Linked DNA regions of Mus musculus: region 2 is linked to region 1. The links are chromatin loops, found by intact Hi-C in ENCODE. Cell type or tissue: gastrocnemius. All regions are shown on one strand. Links, peaks and the distances in the headings refer to the core of each region. The heading gives the core; the rest is flanking DNA. Region 1 has its middle 16 kb from the start of Bok. Region 2 overlaps Thap4 (THAP domain containing 4).

Region 1 (2,911 bases), core at 282-2,781:
TGGATCCACACTAGAGAAGTCGATTTCTTGGCTCCATCTTCCCCTCACAAACTTCACTTACAATCCTATATTATTTGAGTTCATAATTCAAAAGCTACATCTAGCCAGGCAGTGATGATGCACCACACCTTTAGTCCCAGCATTTGGGAGGCAGAAGCAGGCAGATTTCTGAGTTCCAGGCCAACCTGGTCTACAGAGTGAGTTCCAGGAAGGCCAGGACTACATAAAACCAACCTGTCTCAAAAACCAAACAAACAAAGGAACAACCCATACCCTTCTATTCCCACATCTATATCAACACAATGTACCATGTTTTTCTGAGATATCTATGATGCTCTGGAGTGCCTGGTCACCCTTTCAGTCACATTTCCCAGGAGTAGGAGCAGGAGTGATTTCCTCCTTCAATGGAACTGGTGTTTCCTATTTACTTTGACAAGTTGGCCTTAATTCCCTGGTATTAATCCCCAGATGCTTAGCATGGCAAAGAGGCTCTGCAGAGGGCAGATGAAGACAAGCTTAGGAGTTAGGGATGGTCCTGGATCTTCACAAGAGAATCTTTGTGAGGAGGAAGCAGGCAGGCTGGGACTTGAGATGCTTCAATGGAAGTAGATAGGAGAGATGCTGTTACAGGCTTTGTAATGCACAGAGAAAGGGTCTGAGACATTGGATGGGGGAAAAGGTCCTTCCTCAGGGAAGACAACAACCAAGTAGGGATAAGCCCACCCACACCAGAGTAGTTCTGAAAAGAGAGAGAGAGGGCACCAGGCTGAGCCTCCCAAAGACCCTTCAGTCCCTTCCAGCTAGGGCTAAAGACTGCTATCTCGGGAGAGTCTGATGATACCCAACCGTCAGTCCAACTGCCATGCTCAGAACATAAGAGAATAAGGAATTTGTGTTACACCAGTAGGTCTATGGTAATTTGTTACAGCTCTCCTAGAAGATGGACAGAGTGATTTAACTGTGAGCACGAGTGCTCACATCACTACACGCGTCACAGCTCTTGTTCCGCAGGGGAGAGGGGATGCTTTGGGGCACTTTGGGGTTGCTCTTGTGTCCCTCCTCAGAGGTAAACTGCTCATATATAAAATGTTGTGTCCTGGGGACACGGACATCTGCCTCAGTTCCCACTTGCAACCTGGACCAAGCCAACCTACCAGGACCAGGATCCAGGATCCAGGCTTCACTGGGGGAAAAAAAATCCTCATCTGCAAACCCAATGCTAGTTGGTATATATCCTTGCCTGAGGCTCCGCCTCTGTGACTTGTCCCTCCCCACCACTTTCCTCACCACCACCCCCCACCCCCCGCCCATGACCACAGCCCCTCCCCCTGGAGGATCTGCCTTACAAAGATCCTTGCTTGGGTTGGGGTGGGGAGTTGTTCACCTTCCATAGGGTTCAGGCCCTACCAAGATCTGCCCCTACAAATGGCTGAGCTCCATTAGGCTCTGCCCCTCGCTCACAAGAATCTGTCCTATGCCAGAGCTCCTTCACCCTACACTGCCCTACAGCCCGCCCTTCCGATGTTCCTCACCTTGTGACAGTCGGAGAGCCGAGATTACTAAAGTCTGGAGATGGAAAGGGAGTGTGTACGTGTGTGTGTGTGTGTGTGTTTTCTTCCTCTAGTGCCGAGGCCACTCCTCCGCTCCCTCAGAGCGGCAGGAAGTGTACACTTGCCAGCCGCGTGCTGGTTGTCAGGGACAAAGAGGACCTCTTCGGTGGCTACGGGTCCTCTTGTGCCCCCAGGCGGCCAGTTGTCCCAGAGAAGCACCAGGTCCCTTAGAAGTTGAACCTGGGGTCCAGGTTTCATCTCCCTCTAGGGAGCTGGATACATATTGCAGTGTGTCTGCGCTGCTCCAGTGAGTCTCAGGGGCAGGAAACTGGTGGCCCATGCTTCCTGTTGGGACTTTAGTTTTTCCCTGTGGATAAACATTCTTTTCTTTAGTTTGTTCCTGGTTCTGAGAGTTCACACCCCGCGGCAAAATATATACTTTAAAACAGAATTGTTCTGAGATTTCAAAGTCAAGGCCAGCAGTCACCTCTCACCCCACCTCCACCCCCGAGTATAACAGTAAATCCTGGGTACACTCCACTAGGAAGTTTAAAAAGCACACAAAATTAAAAGCCGCAACTGCTGTATGATGATAAGGACTCTTGTGGCATATTTCACATCCAAAAGAAGATTCTTGCTTATGTCAAACACCTGAGGCTCCAAAACCTGACTTTACACTTAATGTAACATCCGCATTATGTTCCTCTGGCCTTCCCATTTCTACAGGCCGTGTGAAATTCCATCGCACAACTGGGATTCTTGGCTCACTCTCCCTAGACAGTCTGACCTTGTCCTTGATGTTTGATAAACCAGGCGGAAGGAAGCACGCATCATGGATGGGGAGGGGGTTGTCTGCCAGGACTCTACACTGCTGCAGACACTGGACTCTTTGATCTGGAAAAGACCACGAGTTCGCTGCCCTTTTCAGTCCCAGGAGAGATAAAGGGTTAGCAGTCACATTTCTACCAGTCTGAGGGGAAACAGACACAAAGAGAGAAACAACTGGCCTTCACAACGTGAATAGGTGGAGAAGTGGAAGCCTGGGTAACCTGCAGAGACCCCAGGAGCCCGGTAGAGGGTGAGCTGGTAGGAGGAGCCAGGTAGAGGGTGGTGCTGGTAGGAGGAGCCAGGTAGAGAGCCGGGGTTGGTGGGAGGAGCCAGGTAGAGGGCTGGGGTTGGTGGGAGGAGCCAGCAGCTCTGCTCTCGAAGTGGTCCTATAGGGCTCTATCCTGACACCCAAAGGGAAACTATCACATCTGGGGCATTCTTCCTCCCTGCTGAGAGGTCGCAAGGACAGTGACAACGGCATTATGCCACCTATTTCCAGTCATTCCCAGGCTTTTCTCCTGCGCAGCCCTTCT
Region 2 (2,911 bases), core at 200-2,699, 58 kb before region 1:
TACTCTATGCTCACCTTTTAAAACAGTAATTTTTAAATTTATGTATATTATTGTGGCCCATAGTTTGGACTTGGGGGTGGTATGTTTGTTTCATTTTGCAGTGTTGTTTCAAGTTCTGAGTCTTGTGTGTTCTGGGTAAGCTCTGTTCACATGTGTCTTCCCATTAAGGGCCTTTGCCGCACTGCCTGTGCCTGTATGCCTTCACTTTTACATTCTTCCGTTGCTGCCTAGTTGTCTTCGTTATTTTTCCACTGCTGTGAGAGAACACCACAAGTACAGCAACTTCCAGAATAAAGAGTTTATTTGAGCTTATGATTTCCCGAGGATAAGACGTGGCAGGAAGTGGCAGGCATGGTGACTGGCAAGTATGCCCACAGTCAGGTACTTCTTCCAACGAGGCCATCCCTCCCAAACCTGCCCCAAGTGGGGACCAAGAGTTCAAATGCCTAATACTATGGAGAACATTTGTTATTTATACTGCTCTGGGGTTCTGCTTCATCTTTCTTCTTCCTGAGTTAGGCTCACTCACACCCCACCTTTTGGTCTTTGGTATTTATGGAGACTGGTCTTGCACAGGCAACAGCGTTGAGATGTTAAGGGTTTAGTAGCTGGACTTGGTAGCTCTTCCCGGGACTCTGGAAGGTGAACAGCAGCATCTCATAGTCAGCTGGAGTCACAGAGGAAGACTTGACTCAGAAACAGAACTAAGAACTGAAGAGACGGCTTGTGGTTAGAAGTGCTCACTGCTCTTCCAGAGGACCGAGTCCAGGCCAACACCCATTTGTGGGAGTTCGTGCTCTCCTCCCACTCTGTGAGCTCTAGGTATCCACCTCAGGTCGGCATGCTTCAAGCTGAGCACCCTCGCCTTTTTAATTACTTTAATTCCTGGGAGAGGCAGAAATGATGCTGCATCCCGGATTGATCCTCTGACAGATTGGAGGAAGAAAGAGCAAGACCAGTGTTAGTCTCTCCCTGTCTTGTTTCTTTCCTTCTTTCTCTACCCTCCCTCTCTGTGTCTCTCATCTGACATTTGAGAACTGTCCTCCCTTGCTCTCACTGTCTGGGAAGCAGTGTGAAGACAGAAGCAGGGCCTGAGCGTGTTTCTGCTGGAGGAACATGTCACTCAGTACTGACTCAGACAGAAGAACCTCAGGAGGGAGGGCTGAGTGACCCTAACAGGGTCTAAAACAAGGACAACGCCAGACACAAGTTAGGGGCTGCAGAGGACACTGGGGATCAGAAGAGGCGTCGTGGATTCTGACAAGGGCTGTCTGGTCTGGAACTTGTAAGGCTGATTGAGACTTCCTCAATATGGTGTATGTGGCTAGAGCCGGGTGTGGGTGTGAACATTAGTGCAGGGCTGCATTCCAGCTCTGCCTCTTGAGAGGGTACTTGACACCTTCCTGGGAAGCCAAGGTGTTTCCTGGGGTCACCTACACAGCTTCACCTTGTCCTGAGTGTGCCCAGTCAGGAGACTGCTCTGCCTGTTGTTGCAAGCCTCCCACCCTAGGGGGCAGACCTAGATCATCCTTATCCTGCCTGCAGGGGGAACAAAATGAAAGGGGAGGAGAATGGAGAAGACACTGCCAACTGTCAGGCACAGGACCTCACAAGACAAGCATCCTTGTGCATGTGATACACATGCAAGCTTATAGGCACCCAAACCGACCGAGTAGGGCACCAGTATTGGCCTACACCAAAGGTCTTAGGTGTTGTTGGAGATCATGACATTGAGTGAGGCAGCAGACTGCCCTGTCTTGCTCAAAATGACTGAGTTCCCTATGCCCTGTTTTGGAATAGTTTGAGATCACACCCCACTGGAGTGTTTTCTAGCCAGCCCCTGCCCCTTGGGGTAGAGGCTTCAACTAAGGTGTGGAGGCCAACTAGGTACCCTAAAGGTAGGGAGTAGACAGGACCTTGGTCTGCCTGTTCTCCAGTAAAGAGATCCAGAATTAGACCTGTTGCACTCACATAGACTCACAAAAATTTATGTAAATAAAAACAATACATTAAATTTTTTGTGTTACATTTATATATTTTATTTTATGTGAAAATGTTTTGTCCGGAATACATGTATGTGTACCAAGGGTGTGCTTGGCTCCTGAAGAAGTCACAAAACGGCGTCAAGTCTCCTGGGACTGGAGTTATGGATGGCCGTGTGGTGCTAGGAACTGAGCCTTAGTCCTCCCCAGAGCAAGAAGTGCTTTGCTTTTTAAAAAGATTTATTGATTTATTTTATGTATAAAGAATACACCATTGCTTTGGTGACACACCAGAAGAGGGCATCAGATCCCATTACAGATGGTTGTGAGCCCCCATGTGGTTGCTGCAAGAAGGGCTAATAGCTAGACCATTTCTCCGACCCAATAACAAACATTTTTAAGTTCTGTCCCGATGACTCAGTGAGTAAAAGCACTTGCTGCCAAGTCTGTTGAGCCTGCATTCAGTTCCTGGACCCCACATGCTGGGAGACAACTGACTCCTCTACGTTGTCTTCTCTGCCTGTGTTCTTCCCAAGGCTGACCTAGTTGTCTTGGAGAACACACTCTGAGCTGTTGGTCTGGAAAGGCTGTGTGTGTGTGTGTGTGTGTGTGTGTGTGTTGGCTGATGAAGACTCTACCTGCACTGAGGAGCTCTTCTGTCTCCAGTTCTGCCCTCCCATGAGTTGCTTTCCAGACCGAGGTCTACGTTGTAGGAAGGTACCAGAAGTATCCTGGTCACATGTAAGAATCAGCCTGGTGGCTCTTCTGAGGCCCTGCACAACCTCTGGCAGAGTCAGGGTGAGAGCAGGGGTGACCTTGTAGGTCATGTGACTCAGTTACTGACTACATCTTCACGCAGCACTCAGGGTTATCCCATCCTCACTGAGCTGCCTCATAGAGCAGCCTGCCCCATTGTCCTTCAGCTGCTT

The links. Peaks named below come from ENCODE experiments on the same cell type or tissue, not always from the same donor. Only the 100,000 strongest peaks of a DNase experiment are listed, where the experiment ranks them.
Region 2: a loop joins it to region 1, with 8 times the contacts of the local background. A loop is called at or near these places in 16 of 42 quality-filtered maps.

The regions. Positions count from the first base shown.
Region 1 is chr1:93,667,706-93,670,616 of GRCm38, reverse strand. No RefSeq gene overlaps it. Among named protein-coding and RNA genes, the nearest start is that of Bok, 16 kb to the left of the region's middle. In gastrocnemius, for the core only: a CTCF peak has its summit at 1,758 (motif pointing left); DNase peaks (open chromatin) are centred at 1,701 and 2,615; H3K4me3 peaks cover 895 bases; H3K27ac peaks cover 612 bases.
Region 2 is chr1:93,725,769-93,728,679 of GRCm38, reverse strand. The region is part of intron 2 of Thap4 (THAP domain containing 4); the gene reads left to right. Among named protein-coding and RNA genes, the nearest start is that of Thap4, 28 kb to the left of the region's middle. In gastrocnemius, for the core only: CTCF peaks have their summits at 1,504 (motif pointing right) and 2,308 (motif pointing right); DNase peaks (open chromatin) are centred at 1,517 and 2,395; H3K27ac peaks cover 246 bases.